Regions from separate parts of the Homo sapiens genome. Here regions 1 and 3 are each linked to region 2. The links are chromatin contacts, found by Hi-C or POLR2A ChIA-PET in ENCODE. All regions are on one chromosome and are shown on one strand. The core of a region is the stretch at or near the end of the contact, and the rest is flanking DNA. Distances in the headings are between cores, read along the strand shown.

Evidence for each region. A loop is a pair of places that touch in the nucleus more often than their neighbours do. ChIA-PET counts read pairs that join two places held with the same protein, here RNA polymerase II (POLR2A). Pooled maps may share reads with other maps.
Region 1: a map of B cell shows a loop between it and region 2 (10-fold over the local background). The contact joins the promoter of CLDN12 here to the promoter of MTERF1 in region 2. A Hi-C loop is called at or near these places in 1 of 168 maps with a recorded cell type or tissue (B cell), 1 of 37 single-sample maps with no recorded cell type and 8 of 50 pooled maps.
Region 3: a map of K562 shows a loop between it and region 2 (4-fold over the local background). The contact joins the enhancer-like site here to the promoter of MTERF1 in region 2. A Hi-C loop is called at or near these places in 1 of 168 maps with a recorded cell type or tissue (K562) and 6 of 50 pooled maps. POLR2A ChIA-PET finds 5 or more read pairs at or near these places in 1 of 52 experiments (naive thymus-derived CD8-positive, alpha-beta T cell).

Annotation. Positions count from the first base shown.
Region 1 is chr7:90,402,052-90,404,751 of GRCh38, forward strand. It overlaps CLDN12 (claudin 12), which reads left to right and starts at 1,410. Exons shown (of 4, transcript NM_001185072.3): 1 at 1,410-1,498. RefSeq lists an enhancer at 1,590-2,115.
Region 2 is chr7:91,879,386-91,882,184 of GRCh38, forward strand. MTERF1 (mitochondrial transcription termination factor 1) reads right to left here and starts at 1,317. Exons shown (of 3, transcript NM_006980.5): 1 at 1,272-1,317; 2 at 670-728. The coding sequence starts at 698. LOC112267986 (a long non-coding RNA gene) reads left to right here and starts at 1,417. Exons shown (of 2, transcript XR_002956514.2): 1 at 1,417-1,479.
Region 3 is chr7:93,042,549-93,045,248 of GRCh38, forward strand. No RefSeq gene overlaps it. Among named protein-coding and RNA genes, the nearest start is that of SAMD9, 74 kb to the right of the region's middle. RefSeq lists an enhancer at 1,313-2,044. Within about 2 kb of position 1,268, at least 2 of the 41 ENCODE cell types and tissues checked have a DNase peak (open chromatin) inside an H3K27ac peak, as active enhancers do.

The DNA.
Region 1 (2,700 bases), core at 160-2,659, 1.5 Mb before region 2:
TTATCCATCTGCTATTGCCAGAGCTGGCCTGGAGCCCAGAAATCTTTTCACCACCCAATGCTATCTTTCTTCCTCATTATTACATTTCCCAGTCTGGCTTTGGGATCGGATTGCTTCTGGCCTTAGATAACCTTATCCATCCTCTAAAGCAGTATCACACATAAGAAGGAGGTAGCAGTGGACTGATAGTAGCCTCTCTACCCTCCCTTTTTAAAAAGTCTCTGACAAATAGTCTCATTGTTACTAGAGCAACGCAAAATGGAAAATGCTAATAGCAAACATATAGTCCTTATTATGCGTCAGATACTGTTGTAACTGTCTCTGTAGTAATTCATTTAATCCTCATCACAATTTTCTGATGTAGATATACTGTTACAGATGAGACCTTGAGGCACAAAGGGGTTACCTTACTTGCCAAGGTTATACTTACTTGGGATGGGTGCCATCCTTTTGTATAAACTATGATACTTTTTCTTCTTTTTATTTTGAAAAATTTCTAAGATACAGAGAATTTGAAAGAATAGTACAAGAGACACCCACAAACATATTCTTCATGAATCCAACAATTATACACTTTGCCACACTTTATATCCATTTGTGTGTGTGTATGTGTGTGTGTATGTGTGATCATTTCGAAGTAGTAGGCATCACAACACTTCAGCATCCTTTATTTTTTAAAAAATCAGATCATTGCTATTTAGGACTTTGGAATCTTTTAGTTTAATTCAGATATTCATTCACTAATGCAGGACTTCACATTGGAGAGAAGCCAACAGAGAAAGGGACAGGACAGTAGAAATTGTGTGGGAGAGTAAAATTAGTTCAAATATCTAATAGCTAGCTATACTGTACTTTAGCTATATTAGGTCCCTCAGTTTTCAAGACAACAGTATGATGTGGGTGATCTTATCCCCATTTTTCCAGATAACCTCCAGATGTAGAGATAACTTTCCCAGGGCCACCCAATCAATACACAGCAAAGCCCCATACAAATCTGGGCTGTTTGGTTCTAGACTTTGAGCTCTTTTTCTACTTTTTGCCTAGATAAACACTTTGAGGGGAAAAAAAATCCAGATTTAAGAATTTTTGCTAACCTTCCTACGGGCAAGTCACCTTCAAGTCACCTGGGTACTTAGGTATCCAACTCAAAACTACTTTTAGTTTTGTTTCGTTTTGCCTTTTTTTTTTCTTTAACCGATAACCCAATTCTAGACGGAACATAAGGTGCAAGAGAAATCCGGGGAGGTGGAGGCAGAGAAAGGGAAGGGCAGGAGGTGGTCGCAGGATGTTGCCTGCGGCTGGCGGCCCAGTGGATTCTGGGAATTGTAGTCCCAGCCATCCAGGGCATTGCCGTTCAGGGCCACGGGAAAACCTGACTGCGCTCCCAGAAGCCTCCGGTGTACCTCGCTGGGAACGCACTTCCTGGGACGCTGAGAGGGAGACGCTCCAAGAGGCTCCTCAGTGTGGGCGAGTAAAATGCCCTGCGTGTGAGAAGCAGGTAGGTGTGGTCAAGATGTTCCGATTTCTGGGTCTTTTGCATAAGTAACTGAGGATTTTATGTAAAATGGCTAAATCCAGGAGAATCAGGAGCGTTGGAAAACGCTGACCACATCTGTGGATGTGAAAATTGAGTAGGTATTTGGTAAGGCTTTAAAAAATTATTTTGTACACAGGAGTATGGAAATGTCGAGGTGTGTTGCCGGAGCCGCCAAGGACTGGGAGCTTTGCTGGCGCGGGTTTGTGGGGGAGCCCAAGCTGCTATTTTTGAATAACCAGCTGATGCTGGTTGCGTAATGATGACCTGCTTGCGGTTCAAACCCACTCAGTGTTGCAGGGATGGGCTAGCTCTGAGAGCGTTAACAGTCACTGTTGCGGTCTCTCTCCATTGGCTCTAACTAGTAGGGCGTTTTCTTCCTTCTGCCAGGTCTGGGTCTACCACACACAGGGCTCTTCGAAAAGAGGGAGGAGGAGAGGAGGCGGAGGGGGGAGGAGGGGGGCGGAGGGGGATGCGGATTGCTCTGGAAGCTTGGTTTGCTTTCCTGTAAGTTCTGTGCACCCGGCCTTGTAAGGGGCCCATAGCCACGTTAGGGAAAGGTCAGACTTGGTGACCTCACTTAAAATGATTGCTCAAGGATTCTATTGTGCGTTATTAATTGTAAAACGATTTCCTCTGACTTTGGAGTGTGCAATTATGATTGATACCAACCCAAGAAACACATTTGGGGCGGGGGAGGGGTTGGGGGGGACTTGACTGAAATCTCCGAGCAGCCAGTTGCAGAGAGCATTCTACATAATGATCGTAATAGGGCTAGTGATGAACGCCTCAATCCAGGAAACTCTCAGGCGCACATAATAATGAGTTTCCATTCTCATCCTACCTGTTTGAGATAAATGGTATTTGAAGAGGAAGTGGCTAATGTTTAAAGTAGATATATAGAAGCATCTTTAAGTATCAGGTTGAGCCATTGGTGGAACTATTTTTTTTTTAAGCATTCTGGTTGCAAATTTCAGGATGCAGAATTCAGATCAACTTTGTCTGGTCTTGTTGTCAGTGTCCTTTTTTAAAAATGTAAAAGAAAATTTCTTTTACTTCCAAGACAACTGCACAGTCTTTCACCACCTTCCTTATCCTTTCACCGTAGTCATGAAAATGATCTAAAACATTCATTAAATATCAATCATATATTCCCAAGACAGCAA
Region 2 (2,799 bases), core at 67-2,566:
GGCGGGGAGGGGGACGTTAATATATACAGAGGGGGAAAGTGGAATGACACTTATTTCTGAAAGATTATTAGAGGCTATGTACTACTTCTGAAATACTGGGACTTTATTTAATGAATATGTGTTACTTTGCAGTCAGATGAAAAAATTTAAACAAGTAAAACTGGCCTTTGGTGTGAAAAACAATGGAAAATACAAATTATCTTTATCTATTTTTCGGTTTCTAGTACCAAAAAAGTCACACTTCAAAATTCTCCATGATGCTTTACTCTTAGCAACGGATCTCCATTCAAAATACTCATAATATCTAGTAGGGTAAATGAACATCTAAATAGCCTAATACAAGAAAGTTAGCAACTTTCCTCACGTACAAATTTCAAAAATGGTACCTATTCAAAAATTGACTTCGATCTATTTCTCAAATTGACTTTTTAATTAACCAAAACCATTATCCAAAGGGCTAATGTTCAAACTTAACAAACACTGAAAATTTCTATGCTTGTAGTATGAGGGGTCTAAAAAAAGATTTACGTTCGCCTCTGCCCCACAACTGGCCTGTTAAAAAGGCTGTTAATGGAAATAACTAATCACTGGCCCTAAAATACCACATTCCAGCTGGTCTTCTTTTGATACAGCAAGCTAAGTTTGGAGATCTTTACATGCATTTCTCACCTTGTTTGTCCTAAGGAAAGGCTCTGCATCCCTCCAGAAAGGCTGGAGAACAGCTATCTCTGGAAATGACACACACACACAAAAAAAAGGCAAAATATTTCAGGCCTTCCTAATACAAAATAAGAGATCGATCCCAGCTAACGTTCTCGTTGCATTATGTTCTCGTGAGATGCATTACCTCTTGCAAACAACATTTCTCAGACATACAGAAAAGAAAACGGCAAGTACATGCCTACATATGATGGGAAAAGGTAGCGGAATCACGAATACGTTTTGTACCAAAGCTAAGTGCTTCATATATATTGTCTCGCTTTACTCCCCACAACAATTTAAAAGGTAGGCATAAGCCTTAAAATTACAAAATCTGAAACAGCGCCGAGCTCCCATACTAGCCTGCCTTCGCTAGCTGAAGCATTAGGGTTCGAACCCAGGTGGGTCTTTCTTAACTCAAAACCAAGGTAATTCCACACCGAAGGCTCTTTCCATCCCTCTTCCTCCTCCAAAGACAAATCTGCAAAGGGCTGCACTGTACAGCAGTCACCCACACCCACTTCTTAACAAAAAGAAAGGAAAGCACAGCCTCACCACCTTCCCAATCTCACCCTGAACTGCACCCATCCACTGTAGTTCGCTTTTACTTCCGCCTCTGGGGTCCGGAGCGGCTAGGAGGAGCGGAAGTGGAAAAGACTAACTTCCGGCCTCGGGTCGCGCGCAGAGGTGATGTCGTTGGTCCTGCGCCCCCTCGTGGCGGTACTTCAGCCCTTCGCAGCCCGACGCTAGGGGCCTGGCAGGGGGCAGCAAGAGACCGCGGTGAGCGCGGGGTATTGAACGCCAAAGAAGGGGTTTGGAGGGTGGGGTGGGGCCTGGGACTCCCAGTCGCCTGGGCAGATGTCCGTGGGGAACTGTAAGGCATCTTATAGGGATCCTACAGGGGGCATCCACTGCCGGCCGACGACACGTGGTGGAAAAGTAGCTATTATTTACATGCGTGTTGCAGTTTTTGATAATGCGATTGCTGCTGCTAATGTGACTAACGCGATGCCGATGAACATCTCGGCGTTTTTTGGTGCAGGATAAGCGGGTGTAGACTCTGTCTGTTTAGTCCCAGATTCTCCTCCTTTAATGAACTACCGTGGAAATCCTGGAGTGTCACTGCTGGTCTGAATTCAGCATCCGCCTTCAGGCTGGAAATCAATTCTAGTATACTTCGATTTCCTTACTTGCAGTTCGAATTCAAATATGATTCTTTTGACATTGTGAGGGTTTGCGCTATTTAAAGAATGGAGGCAACCGAAACCTCATCTCCACAGTGGATGCATTTTTGCTCCCTCCCGAGGCGTTGCCTTAAGCCACGCGGTCCTGTCAGCCTCACCTGCCTAGTGATGGTGACAATGGAAGAGATAAAGCTTCAATTCAAGGCACTTCTCCTGTGACCATCAAAAGAAAGATAATATCTACATTAATGAATTAATTGTGTCTGTCGAGTTATCCTCAGGAGACGATGGTGATTTGGTCCTTAAAAAAACACAGGATCAACAGGATTGACCCTGAATTCTACAAAGAGGAAAAATTTCAGGCATTACTAACTCCTCCATGTACAAGCCTAATGATGTAATTTTCTGGCCGGGCGCGATGGCTCATGCCTGTAATCCCAGCACTTTGGGAGGCCAAGGCGGGAGGATGGCTTGAGGCCAGGAGTTCGAGACCAGCCTGGCCAACATGGTGAAACCCCATCTCTACAAAAAGTACAAACATTAGCCAGGCGTGGTCACAGGTGCCTGTAGTCCCAGCTACTTGGGAGGCTAAGGTGGGAGAATCACCTGAGCCTGGGAGGTTGAGGCTGCAGTGAGCCGTGATTGTGCCACTACACTCTAGCCTGGGTGACACAGTGAACCTTGTCTCAAGAAAGAAAAAGAATTTTCTTTATCCCATTTCTTTCTCCTTTTTCTTTTTTTTTTTTTTTTTTCCTTTAGACGGAGTCTCACTCTGTTGCCAGGCTGGAGTGCAATGGCGCGATCTCGGCTCACTACAACCTCTGCCTCCCGGGTTCAAGCGATTCCCCTGCCTCAGCCTCCCGAGTAGCTGGGAGTACAGGCGCGTGCCACCATGCCCGGCAATTTTTTTGTTTTG
Region 3 (2,700 bases), core at 18-2,517, 1.2 Mb after region 2:
CCACTACACCTGGCTGGATGTCCATTTTTATGTATCTTCTCTAAAAATGCATTATGTGTACAACTGGGTCTTCAGTATCTGACTTTTCATCCCAGGCTCAAATGTTTCCTAGACTCTTAAACATGCCATTGTCACTTCTGAAGCATAGAAAAGGCACAGAGAGATAAAATGATTTAAAAAAAATCATCATCCAAGTTCTTGATAGTGGTAAGTCAACAAACTAAATCATAATTAATATTTTGCTTAGCCACCGATGAAGTGATATCAAATCTTATTAAATATGATTAATTAAAGCATTGTTGTAAATAAACACAAATCACTGACCACCTCAAAGCCTTTGCAGCCACTTTTGAGAAGTGCAGCTCTAAGACTAACTTGGATTTTTCCACTCCCAGTCTCATCCTCAGACAGCCCAATTACTGGGAAACACAAGGCTGAATTTGAAATTATTTTATGGGGGCGATTTTTCTGTCCCCTTACCCCCAGTTTCAACTCAATTAAGGATGCTTTCTTGTTTGGCGATTGCCCGATTGTGGGATATCTTCATATAAATTCCCCCAAAATGGAATCATGGATAGATATGTTGTAACAAACTGCACATTCCCTGATGTTTGCTTTTTTCGAAAATGCGTTAGTTCTACCTTCTTTTTAAAAATTCATTAATTCATTTATTTCTGCAAAGAGGGAGCGCCTTTAAGTCAACACACACACACACACACACACACACACACACACACACACACACACACACACACGAATACCCAGGTACTCAGGCCCATGCAGTCAGTCATTTACTAAATCAATCTAGGCTGGAGAGACTGTCATCCTTCAGCCCTACAAAGGGGCTCAGTGTGTGCATCTTGCGCGGAATTAGTGCAGGCAAACAGTTCCTGGAAGGGTGAACAGCTAGCTCATGTGTAAAATGATCGCACATCGGTTCCCCAGCTGCCGCAGCCCAGCGCCGGAGCCGGAGAGGCCAGGGAAGAGCCTTCCCCCGAGGCCAGCCAGGCAGAGACGCGGGAACATAAAACACATTCCAGCGGTTGGCATCTGGGCGCGCAGCTGCCAGGCGCAGCCACTGTGTGGCCGCGGGGGCTGCGGAGCGGGCGGGGGCAGAGCAGGTCCGGCGCCAGGCCTGCAGAAAGCGGCCTGCGGGCCAGTTTGGCTCTGCAGGCTGTGGCCTCATTACTGAGAGCAACAGTTTTATCTAGAAAGTGTGCTGTGGGGGATTTTGGAATCCTCCTCTGGGGCGAGGGCTTGGGGAGTAGCTTTGGCACTCCCAAGGCTCTGGGGTCGGGGAGCATTCCATGTACCGTGGTGTTCATGACTCAGGCAAAAGGGAAACCCCAGAATTACCACAAAGCTATCCCAATCCTGGCTTGGCATCACCAATCAGCTAAAAGCAATGTTTTCATTTAGCATTTAGGAGTGCACGTTTGTGTCTGTGTATGCGTATGCATATTTTTAAGAATGAATTCTCCCGATTTTCATCTTTGCAAATAGATTGGGGGTTGGGGGTAGACGGCCGGTAATGCCTATTAGAACTTCAAGGGATTGGTTTTCACATGAGAGAGCTTCAGAGATGAGAAATCGCTGAAATTATCTGGTAGCAGCTTCTGAGGGACATTTACCGTGGATTCACTTTTACATTTCAGTTCATTTGAAAGCCAGTATGGTTAAATTAACCAAAATCTAAATTAAAAAAAAAATTCCACGATTCTTCCAGGCCTACTTCACATCATCAAACCAGGCCCTGCTGGAGGCCCCATTAAAATGGCAGCTCCCACTGAGAGAGAGACAAAAGCCCCCTCTCTGAATGGGGATGCTGAAACAGTGATGGACTCTCAGAACTGCTTTTTTTTTTTTTTAATCCATTAAAAAAAAGTTACCTCTGCATTGACTGTGAGAGAGTATTTATTTCGCTCTCCACACTGTGGGAAACAGAGGCGTTCTCCCTTATAAGGACACCCAGACCTTCTTGGGAGAGGAGAGAAATATGAATCCATAACATGGCTGAACAAATTCCTCCTCGCAACTGAATTCATGGAATGTTTCAGACGTGAACAGCTTAATTTTGGTGTGGTCTGGGACAAATTAATATGACTCAAATCCCACCTCACAGAGGAAGCATCTCCTGATGAAGTGGGTGGGGTGAGTACACTCACTTCCTTCAAAATTCTGTCTAACAATCATCTCTATTAAATTTCAATATGTCTCACCCTCTCCCCCAGCAAGAAAAAAAAAACAAATAGGGAAATCAAGAACAAACTAAAAATATATCTAAAAAGCCTAACTGCAAAGTGTTCAGCAAATGATTATGTGAAATTTTAGGCTGTATGAATGATAATGAGTTTGTATACAACAGAATAAAAGCTTCTAGAGGGTAGTCCAGAAACTGTATTTTGGGAGTGAATACATTAAACAAGATCACTCTTCTAGGTTCTCATGAAATCCCAGTTATCGTTATTCCAACCCGGAAGGCTTAGGGATGAACAAGGACATATCATTCTTTTCTTCCAGAGGATGAACTGGACTTTTCACCTTAGCATTTAATCGGACACCACTCTTTTCCCATAGAGGTGCTCAGTCTCTAGCAGGGAAGGCCATTTATACATGAAAATGAACTGTAATGTTATCCTCTCCAGGACTAAATTTATTTACTTTTGTAAAATGGGAATAATTTCTTCACGCTTTCAAAGT